Regions from separate parts of the Homo sapiens genome. Here region 2 is linked to region 1. A link is an interaction called in ENCODE POLR2A ChIA-PET data of the cell type or tissue named here. Cell type or tissue: CD4-positive, alpha-beta T cell. All regions are shown on one strand. Region 1 overlaps STIM1 (stromal interaction molecule 1). Region 2 overlaps STIM1 (stromal interaction molecule 1).

Region 1 (5,000 bases):
GGGCTTTCTCTGAGCACCTTTTGGGTTGGCTGTTTTTGGTTGACCTTCTCTTTGGGATTCCCTTGTTCTGTAGCTGAAGCTGTGTGCACTCGTTAGAGATCATCATTCCAGTTGTGTTCCCTAAGGAGTGGGAAGGGAAAAAACACTCCACCCACTGTAAATCTTTTTTTGTTACTTGTTTTCTGGGATCTTCATATCATTGCTGACAAGAGTGACTCATAGACTTCACTATGTGATTTTCTTGGTTAAGAGACCTTTTTCCTTAACTCCAGAAGAAATTAATTCATGGTTTTGTATGGTTAAAGCACAGCTATTTAGTAGCTTTACCCAGAACACAACAGTTCCGTCTTCTAGTGAGCCCAGACTTACCAATTTGGTTTGGCCAAAACTCTTGAATGCCTAGCTCTGTTAGGTGCTACAGAGGAAGCCGTTGGTGTGAGGGGAGGAGAGGGGCTCACTCAGGGTCCAGTTGGGGAGATAAGACACATACATAAATGGGAAAATAGTTTGAGGCAGTTTAAATAAAATGCAAAATCAAATTGTATACATGTAAATATTTAAATGTGGGGAATAGATCATAAGGGGCTGAGAAGGTATAGCAGAAAGAGTGTATGCTTTAGAACTGTAGGCCATTGGCAAGTTAACATAATTCTCTGAACTACTTTTTCCTTTTCTGTAAAATGGGGATAATAACAGCAGACTCACAGGGTTGTGAGGAATAATGAGGTGATGTGTGTAAAGCACCAACATAGTGGCTGATGCATCATGGTAGGCATCGAACTATTGGGAAGCAGCATACCCCCATGCACTGACTGCCTCCCCTACGACCCTTTCAAGGAGCCATCCTGGAGGACCTAAACTGGAAAGGTTGGTTAGCATTTGGAGAAAGAGAAAAGGGGGGATGGCAAGCCATGAATGAAGGAACAGGTCCCACAGAGAATGTCAATCTAGGGGGAGTGGAGGATACATGGAAGAAGCAGTGGAGTAAAATTAAAGAAACAGAGAAGTTTGGACTTTATTTAAAAGAGATGTTTTTATAGGAAGTGTTTTTATGCCATATGCATATATTTATATTTATAGAAAGGCCTTTCTTGTACTCTTCAGTGTAGTGTAGTAGCTAAGAGCTTGGACTCTAGAGCCAGACTGCCTGTCTCTATATGCCACCACTTAGTTTACTTCTCTGTGCCTCAGTTTCTTGAGCTGAGAAATGGAGATGTTGATAATGATACCTCATAGGGTTGTTGTGAGGATGAATGAGGTAACAAATATAAAGTGCTTAGAATAGTACCTGACACATGTGAGGTGCTATAATTTTTATTGTTATTATTTAAATGAAACAAAACTTTTACAAAAGAGTACATGCCTCTACTAATGAACTCTGATAATTAAACAGAACAAAAATGGTCCACTGACTGAGGGATTGATATCTACAGTTCGAAGACTTCTGCTGTAGGTAATGAAGATCCATGAAAGTGGTAAGCAAGGTGAGGCCTGCATAAAGTGATATTAAACAAAACAGATCTGACTGGGAGGTGCAGGATGAATTAGAGGAAAGAGAGTTGGCAATGGGCTCTTGAGATAGGGTGTGTCCATGTTAAATCACCTAACAGTACAAAACATTTGTTATATTTGAAAGTAATTCTTGGTAGGGTTAAGCAGTAGATGTGTAGGACTTGGGCAGCCTTGTCAAATAACGTGAGTTCTGGTGAAAGGAATGCAGCAGTGTTGTAGCAAATAGTATTGCCATAGAAGAAGCATATATATGTGTGTGTGTGTGTGTGTGTGTGTGTGTATACATATATATATATAGAGAGATAGTGTGTGTGTATACATATATATATATATATATATAGAGAGAGAGAGAGAGAGAGAGAGTGTGTGTGTGTCTCAGTGTCACTGTGTTGCCCAGGCTAGAGTGCAATGGTATGATCATGGCTCACTGCAGTCTTGACCTCCTGGGCTAAAGCAATCCTCCCACCTCAGCCTCCTGAGTACCTGGGACTACAGGTATGAACCATCACACCCAGCTAATTTTTTATTTTTGTAGAGAGAGGGTCTTATGTTGTTGTACAGACTGGTCTTGAACTCCTGGAGTCAAGCAGCCCTCCTGCCTCTGCCTCCGAAAGTTCTGGGATTATAGTCAGGAGCCACCAAGTCCTGTCTGTACATATTTTTGAGTATATAAAATGATCAAAAATAGGCTTTAATTACATCTCAATTAAAAAATGTTCAAATAAAAATAGAGTGATCACTGATGACTGTAAAAGGCAGGAAGATCTCATTAGAGGAGGCAGTACTTGGATTGGGTTTGAAGGTAGGGTAGAATTTGATCATTGGTGAGCACTGCATGGAGGTAAGAATGGATATGGTGTGTGATCGAGTTAGTAGCCAAACCAGGACTTCAACCTGGTCTGTCTACTCCAATGAGCTGTGCAGAGAAGCACTAATGGCCATATAATACCTAGACCACTTATAGCAGGCAGTCTCACTATGCATAGCCTCCATTTCCTGGGCAGAGTGGTCTGAGGTGCCTGGATGACACATTTTCAGCTTCCTTGTAAACTTGTAAGTCCCATAAGGGCCAGGCTGATCTGGCATTTGGGGTAGTGTTGAGGGTGGGAAGGAACCATAGACAGTTGCCCTCTTCCATTTGGATGTGCCTCAGGAGAGTTCCTGAGAACCTACCCTATCCTTCTTTGTAGTGCTGCCTGTGCTGTGGGCCTAGAGTGGGCCTAGCTGGAACATGGGTTTGGTGATGGACCGGTAGGTGGCAGGGACTACTGGATTTTGGATTTCCTCTCAATGAACTGTGGTTTCGTATGGGTTGTTTGCTTTGCTCTCTGTTTATACAGCATTAAAGGACTTTTATCTTTATCTTTGGCCAGCTGAAGGTTAAAACCTCCAAAGTTTGCATTTGAACTGGATCATTTCTCATTTTGGCTGGCTTTAAGTCTCATGTCTTAAGGCCATTTGTGGTACCAGCAGACCTCTTTATGAGGTAATGTGTTCCTGGTTGCTTTGGGGGCTAGTGTGCAAGGCAGGAAGTAAGTGTTTGAGAGCAAGGTAGAGAAACCTCTTGTAGAGTCTCAAGCTAATGCTTAGAGCTTTTTGAGTGCAGAGTAGTTAGGTTCTTTACAGAGTTAGATGGACTTTGCCTGGAACAGACACCCCAGAAGGATGTTATCATTGTTAAAGCAACCAGGGTTATATCATTTCTTTTACCCCAAGGCAACTCTTCTGCTAGGAGCCTGGGACCCTCTAGTCTGCTCTTAGAGAGCTTGCCAGCTGTGTCTGTGCATGCTCAGCCTTCTGCCATCTAGATGTTTTGTATTTCCTAAGGCCAAGCTCTGAGGGCATCTTCTTTGGGAAGCCTTTCCTTGACTCCTAGGAAAGAATTAGTCAACTTGCTTCCACAGAACCTGGTATATCCTGTGATTGTAGATATTTCCTAGTAGAAAATGGGGACTACTCACATGATAAGATTGCCACATGCTATCTAAATATTACATGGCCATTTAAGGAGTGCTTTTCTGCATCGTTAACTGGAATAGAGAAACTGGGTTGAAGTCCTGGTTTGGCTGGTAACTTGATGACACACCATACCTATTCTTACCTCCATGCAATGCCTCTTAATTACCTGTCTTCTTCACCAGACAATAAAGACTGTAAGCTGGTAAACTTTTTTTGTTTTTTCTTCTGGTAAAGCTATTGTGCTTTAATAAAAAAAGATTATTGCTCAATATAGGTTTTTCCAAGAGAGCCACAGTCCAGTTCACAGTTAAAAAAAACATCTTCTAGGTCGGGTGCAGTGGCTCACGCCTGTAACCCCAGCATGTTGGGAGGCCGAGGTGGGAGGATCACTTGAGCCCAGGAGTTTGAGGCTAGCCTGGGCAACAGGAGAGACTCTGTCTCTGCAAAACACAAAAACCAACCAAACAAAAAATTATCCTAGAATAGATGGAAAATCATACTAAGGAACAAAGACAACTTTCCTTTCATTTTTCCTTTGCATATCTTACACAGTCATATCACTATGACTTAAAGAAAACAAATTATCACGTATATACACAGATTCACATAAGTGACAGAAGCAAATGTATTAGTCAAAGGATATCTTCATCTATATTGAAGTACAAGCTAGAAAGTAAACTTCTTGAAGGCAGAGATTTTTTTTTTAAGTTGTGTGGCTCTACCACCTAACATAGGTTATGTACAGAATAGACATCAATAGTGAATGAACAGATGAATTAGTTAATGAGTTAATGATGGATTTTTAGCACATTTTCTCTCTTTTTTAGGAACTTAAGACCCCAACTGAGTTGTTTAGAGGAAGGGGCCTTAGGCTGGGGCCAAATTCTATGTCTTCTATGCAGACGTGAGATAATGTGAAATGTTTTCCTTTTACAGGGTGTTTCCCCTGGCTTTTCAGCATTCTTCTCAATTCTTTAATTGCCATTTAAAGATTTGTATGCTGTGGATGAGCTGATGGAGGGGAATGTTTCCCTGAGGACATGGCTTCTCATGGCAGCCAAGGTTTTGTGCCTGATTAACTCGCTGATTGAATCACTGGCCTCTGGAGGCACCAAGGGAGGGAGCATGAGTATATTTAAGCAGCCAGAACTCTCTGTGCCTGTGTAGTGGGAGTGGAGGGGGAAGTGGGATGGGAGTGATGGTAAGTTGAAAAGAGAATGGTCAGAGAAATCTACAGTTTTTAACTCTTCATCAATACTATGTTTTGGATTTTCCTTTTGTGACAGAGTAGTCTAGTAGAAAGAGCACAATTTAAGTAAGAGACTTTCTTCTGTCACCAACTCACTGTGCCACCTAGGACAAATCACTGCCGCCATGTGGGCCTCATTTGTCAAGTGGGATCAGGAATCTCTGCTCTGCCTGACTCCTTGAATTGTAGTGAGCATCGGTGAGCTGTTGGATGACAGAGCTCTGCACAGTAGAGGTGATGGTACCCTAATCAGAGCAGGAGTGTAGTGACTCTGGTCATC
Region 2 (5,000 bases), 65 kb after region 1:
ATTCAAGATGGATTAAAGACTTAAACGTTAGACCTAAAACCATAAAAACCCTAGAAGAAAACCTAGGCATTACCATTCAGGACATAGGCATGGGCAAGGACTTCATGTCTAAAACACCAAAAGCAATGGCAACAAAAGCCAAAATTGACAAATGGGATCTAATTAAACTAAAGAGCTTCTGCACAGCAAAAGAAACTACCATCAGAGTGAACAGGCAACTGACAAAATGGGAGAAAATTTTCGCAACCTACTCATCTGACAAAGGGCTAATATCCAGAATCTACAATGAACTTAAACAAACTTACAAGAAAAAAACAGCCCCATCAAAAAGTGGGCAAAGGATATGAACAGACACTTCTCAAAAGAAGACATTTATGCAGCCAAAAAACACATGAGAAAATGCTCATCATCACTGGTCATCAGAGAAATGCAAATCAAAGCCACAATGAGATAGCATCTCACACCAGTTAGAATGGCAATCATTAAAAAGTCAGGAAACAACAGGTGCTGGAGAGGATGTGGAATAATAGGAACACTTTTACACTGTTGGTGGGACTGTAAACTAGTTCAACCATTGTGGAAGTCAGTGTGGCGACTCCTCAGGGATCTAGAACTAGAAATACCATTTGACCCAGCCATCCCATTACTAGGTATACACCCAAAGGACTATAAATCATGCTGCTATAAAGACACATGCACGCGTATGTTTATTGTGGCAGTATTCACAATAGCAAAGACTTGGAACCAACCCAAATGTCCAACAATGATAGACTGGATTAAGAAAATGTGGCACATATACACCATGGCATACTATGCAGCCATAAAAGATGAGTTCATCTCCTTTGTAGGGACATGGATGAAATTGGAAATCATCATTCTCAGTAAACTATCGCAAGGACAAAAAACCAAACACCGCATGTTCTCACTCATAGGTGGGAATTGAACAATGAGAACACATGACACAGGAAGGGGAACATCACACTCTGGGGACTGTTGTGGGGTGGGGGGAGGGGGGAGCGATAGCTTTAGGAGATATACCTAATGCTAAATGACGAGTTAATGGGTGCAGCACACCAGCATGGCACATGTATACATATATAACTAACCGGCACATTGTGCACATGTACCCTAAAACTTAAAGTATAATAATAATAATAAAAAAGATTATTCTAGTGTCTAATATGGTAGATAGACTGACAGAAAAGAGACTAGACGTACAAAGATAAGTGAGAAATGACTGCTGTATCCCTGCCTTGAGCAACAGCTTCTGATCTCAGTGGAAACAGATATTTCACTCATGAAACGTACATGTCCTAGAACTCTGTAAATGACATTTAGAGCTATTGTACCTGAAATATGGTATGCTTCCTTGCTAGATGTTCAAGAGGTAAATAAGAGTTGGTAAACTTTTCAGATCTGGAACATGTGACTTATGGGTTTGATATGGCTTGGTTCTGTGTCCCCACCAAATCTCGTGTTGAATTGTAATCCCCAGTGCTGGAGGTGGGGCTGTTAGGAGTGATTGGATTATCGGGGTGATGTTCTCATGAATTGTTTAACACCATCCCCTCTCAGTATTGAATAGTGAGTGAGTTCTCATGAGATCTGGTCATTTAGAAGTGTGGTAGCACCTCCCCCTTTGCTCTTTCTTCCTCCTGCTCTGGCTGTGTATGGTGTGTCTGTTTCCCTTTCACCTTCTGCCTTGATTGTAAGTTTCCCAAGGCCTCCCCAGAAGCAGAAGCTGCTATGCTTCCTGTACAGCCTGCGGAATGGTGAGCCAATTAAACCTCTTTTCTTATAAATTACCCAGTCTCAGGTATTTCTTTTTTTCTTTCTTTTTAAAATTTTCTTTGGCGGAGTCTCATGCTGTTGCCCAGGCTGGAGTGCAGTGGCACAATCTCGGCTCCCTGCAACTTCTGTTTCCTGGGTTCAAGCGATTCTCCTTCCTCACCCTCCCAGGTAGCTGGGATTACAGGCACAAGCCATGATGGCAGCTATTTTTTATATTTTTAGTAGAGACGGGATTTGACCATGTTGGCCAGGCTGGTCTTGAATTCCTGACCTCAAGTGATCTGCCCACCTCTGGTTCCCAAAGTGCTGGGATTACAGGTGTGAGCCACTGTGCCCAGCCACAGGTATTTCTTTATAGCAATGTAATAATGGACTAATGTAGGGTTCTAAATATTGTGGGCTGGATGGGGGTTGGAGAGCAGCAGAGAAAGTGGGAATGGAGGTGGGACAATTTGGTTTGGGAAATATGGAAGGTAAGTAGTAGGGAACAAGGTTGGAAAGGGGAGGGAAGTGTTATTGATTCTAAGGAAGAACCCAGGAAAGCCATCCAGATTGCTGTACCCAAAGGTGTGCTGCTCTTCTTCTGGCTTTATGTCAGTGAATTCTCTTCTCTGGTGGATCAAGCTGGCTGGGCCTATTTTGTAGAAATTATAGAGAGATGTCTCCCCTCTTCTCTGCTCCCACTCTCACTACTTCACTACTGCTTGACACTTGGGATGGGTTTATGCCATGTGCCACCTCCTGGGAGATCATTTTTCTGGGCGCATGGAACTAAATATACTTACTGACAGCTGGTAGCTTGGCTCTTTGTAGAACTATTGAGCTGTATAGTTCTAGCCAATGTTGCATTCCCCATGGTAAGGCAGGACTCTTGGGGAGCCTCCTTAGGTATTCCTGAGAGAAGAGCTGCTTGTTCTAAGTCTGAAATAGTAAATCCCTTTGGTGGGATCCAAAAGCTGCCTGTTTAGCTTTGTTATCACCTTTCGTTACTTTTAAACTTTGTCTTAAATCAGACTTTAGCTATTAGCTGGATGTGGGACAGTGTTCAAAGTAAGATGTGGTAATGCCTACTTCAAGTATATTGAACATCAAAGTTACAGCTCAATATAATATTCTTGGGTGCTAGTACCCAGCTTGTGGCTGGGTAACTGGGAACTTCCGTTGAGGGTATATGGTTTGGCAGGGGAGATAGACATCTAATAAGACTGATAAAGGTATTCATAGGCACTATGGGAGCACAGAAGAAGTCACCTTTGATCAAGAATCTTTTTCTGTTACTTTCCTGTCCTTATCTCACTCTCCTTCCAATAATAATCTCAATTAATATCTGAATTGTGCTTTCAAACTCAGTACTTTAGTGTACAACAGGAATTACAAACTGTGCCCCTGAAGGGTCAGAGGGCATTGTAAGTGAGTAATGTGGGCTGTATAAATGCATGTGCATAAGTCTGTGAGTGGTGAGAGCTGTGGGAAAATGGAGAGCCCACACCTCTTCAGAAGGAGCAGCTCTGGCAGACTGTTGCCATGTAGTCATGTACTCCAAGAGCAGTTCTAAGAGATAGGGGATTGAGACCTCCATAGCTCCTTTAGCACCAACTCCCCAACCTTTAAGATACCCCAAATTGTATAACATATATATATTCATACTCATATATAATATGAATTATACATATTTTATATATAGTCATAGGCCACATAAGGACATTCAGTCAACAGTGGGCCACATATGCAATGTGGTTCCATAAGATTATAATATATTTTACTATATCTTTTTTATGTTTGGATATGTTTAGGTACACAAATACTTACTACTGTGTTACAACTCCCTACAATATTGAGTACAGTAACATGTTGTACAAGTTTGTAGCCTAGGAGCAATAGGCTATTTCATATAACCTAGGTGTGTAGTAGGCTATACACATCTAGCATACTCTATGATGTTGACACATGATGCATTTCTTAGAATGTATCCCCATCATATGTCATAAGTGAATGACATATAATGAAACCAATTTTAACAGAGGCTAATTTGTTATAAACAAGGGTTAAGTTCCTATGGCATATTTCTGGTCACAAAAACATCACCAAACTTACAAATAAAGACCAAAACACTTACAATATGAAACACTGAAATAAATGTGAGCTGTATATACATTTAAGAAAGATTAATAAAAACAAGTAAGATAATTATTTATAATTATTTACCTACTTATTTCAGTTTAGGGTTGAGAGTGTCCAGAGTTTATGCTAGCAGCTCAGGGTGCAAGGTGGGCACCAACTCTGGATAGGACGCCATTTCATTGCATGGCACACTCACACACCCACACTCACTCAGGCTAGGACCATGGAGACATGCCAGTTCACCTAAAATGTACATCTTTGGGATGTGGGAGGAAATCAGAGAATGCACAGAAAACCCATGCACACATGGGGAGAGCATGGAAACTTCACACAGACAGTAGCCCCAGCCAGGAATTGATTTTTTTTTCATTGACGTTATAAAGAAATGACATTGAAAGAAATGGTGTTATTTGAGGAGCTGCTGTATATATTTATTCTTTGATATGGAGAATTGATTTTTTCCTTAAGTTTAAGTAAAAGGTTAATAAAAACATCTTCATAAAAAGTTGCATTTTGGCTGGGTGCGGTGGCTCACGCCTGTAATCCCAGCACTTTGGGAGGCCGAGGCGGGCAGATCACGAGGTCAGGAGATCGAGACCATTCTGGCTAACACAGTGAAACCGCGTCTCTACTAAAAATTAAAAAAAAAAATTAGCCGGGTGTGGTGGCAGGCCCCTGTAGTCCCAGCTACTTGGAAGGCTGAGGCAGGAGAATGGCGTGAACTCAGGAGGCGGAGCTTGCAGTGAGCTGCGATCGCGCCACTGCACTCCAGCCTGTGCAACAGGGAAAGAGTGTCTCAAAAAAAAAAAAAAAGTTGCATTTTAAAATTAATTTGTGGCCGGGTGTGGTGGCTCACGCCTGTAATCCCAGCACTTTGGGAGGCCGAGGCAGGCAGATCACTTGAGATCAGGAGTTCGAGACTAGCCTGGCCAACATGCTGAAACCCTGCCTCCACTAAAAACACAAAAATTAGCATGATGGTGGGCGCCTGTAATCCCAGCTACTCAGGAGGCTGAGGCAGGAGAATTGCTTGAACCCGGCGGGCAGAGGTTGCAGTGAGCTGAGATCATGCCACTGCACTCCAGCTT

Evidence for each region. ChIA-PET counts read pairs that join two places held together with the same protein. Peaks named below come from ENCODE experiments on the same cell type or tissue, not always from the same donor. Only the 100,000 strongest peaks of a DNase experiment are listed, where the experiment ranks them.
Region 2: POLR2A ChIA-PET joins it to region 1 with 7 read pairs; 5 of 35 experiments call an interaction of 5 or more read pairs at or near these places.

The regions. Positions count from the first base shown.
Region 1 is chr11:3,939,823-3,944,822 of GRCh38, forward strand. The region is part of intron 1 of STIM1 (stromal interaction molecule 1); the gene reads left to right. Among named protein-coding and RNA genes, the nearest start is that of PPIAP40, 49 kb to the left of the region's middle. RefSeq lists an enhancer at 3,109-3,238. In CD4-positive, alpha-beta T cell, a CTCF peak has its summit at 2,762 (motif pointing right); DNase peaks (open chromatin) are centred at 2,769 and 3,019; H3K27ac peaks cover 3,139 bases.
Region 2 is chr11:4,004,583-4,009,582 of GRCh38, forward strand. The region is part of intron 2 of STIM1 (stromal interaction molecule 1); the gene reads left to right. Among named protein-coding and RNA genes, the nearest start is that of RRM1, 88 kb to the right of the region's middle. In CD4-positive, alpha-beta T cell, no CTCF peak of the experiment used is centred here; a DNase peak (open chromatin) is centred at 2,929.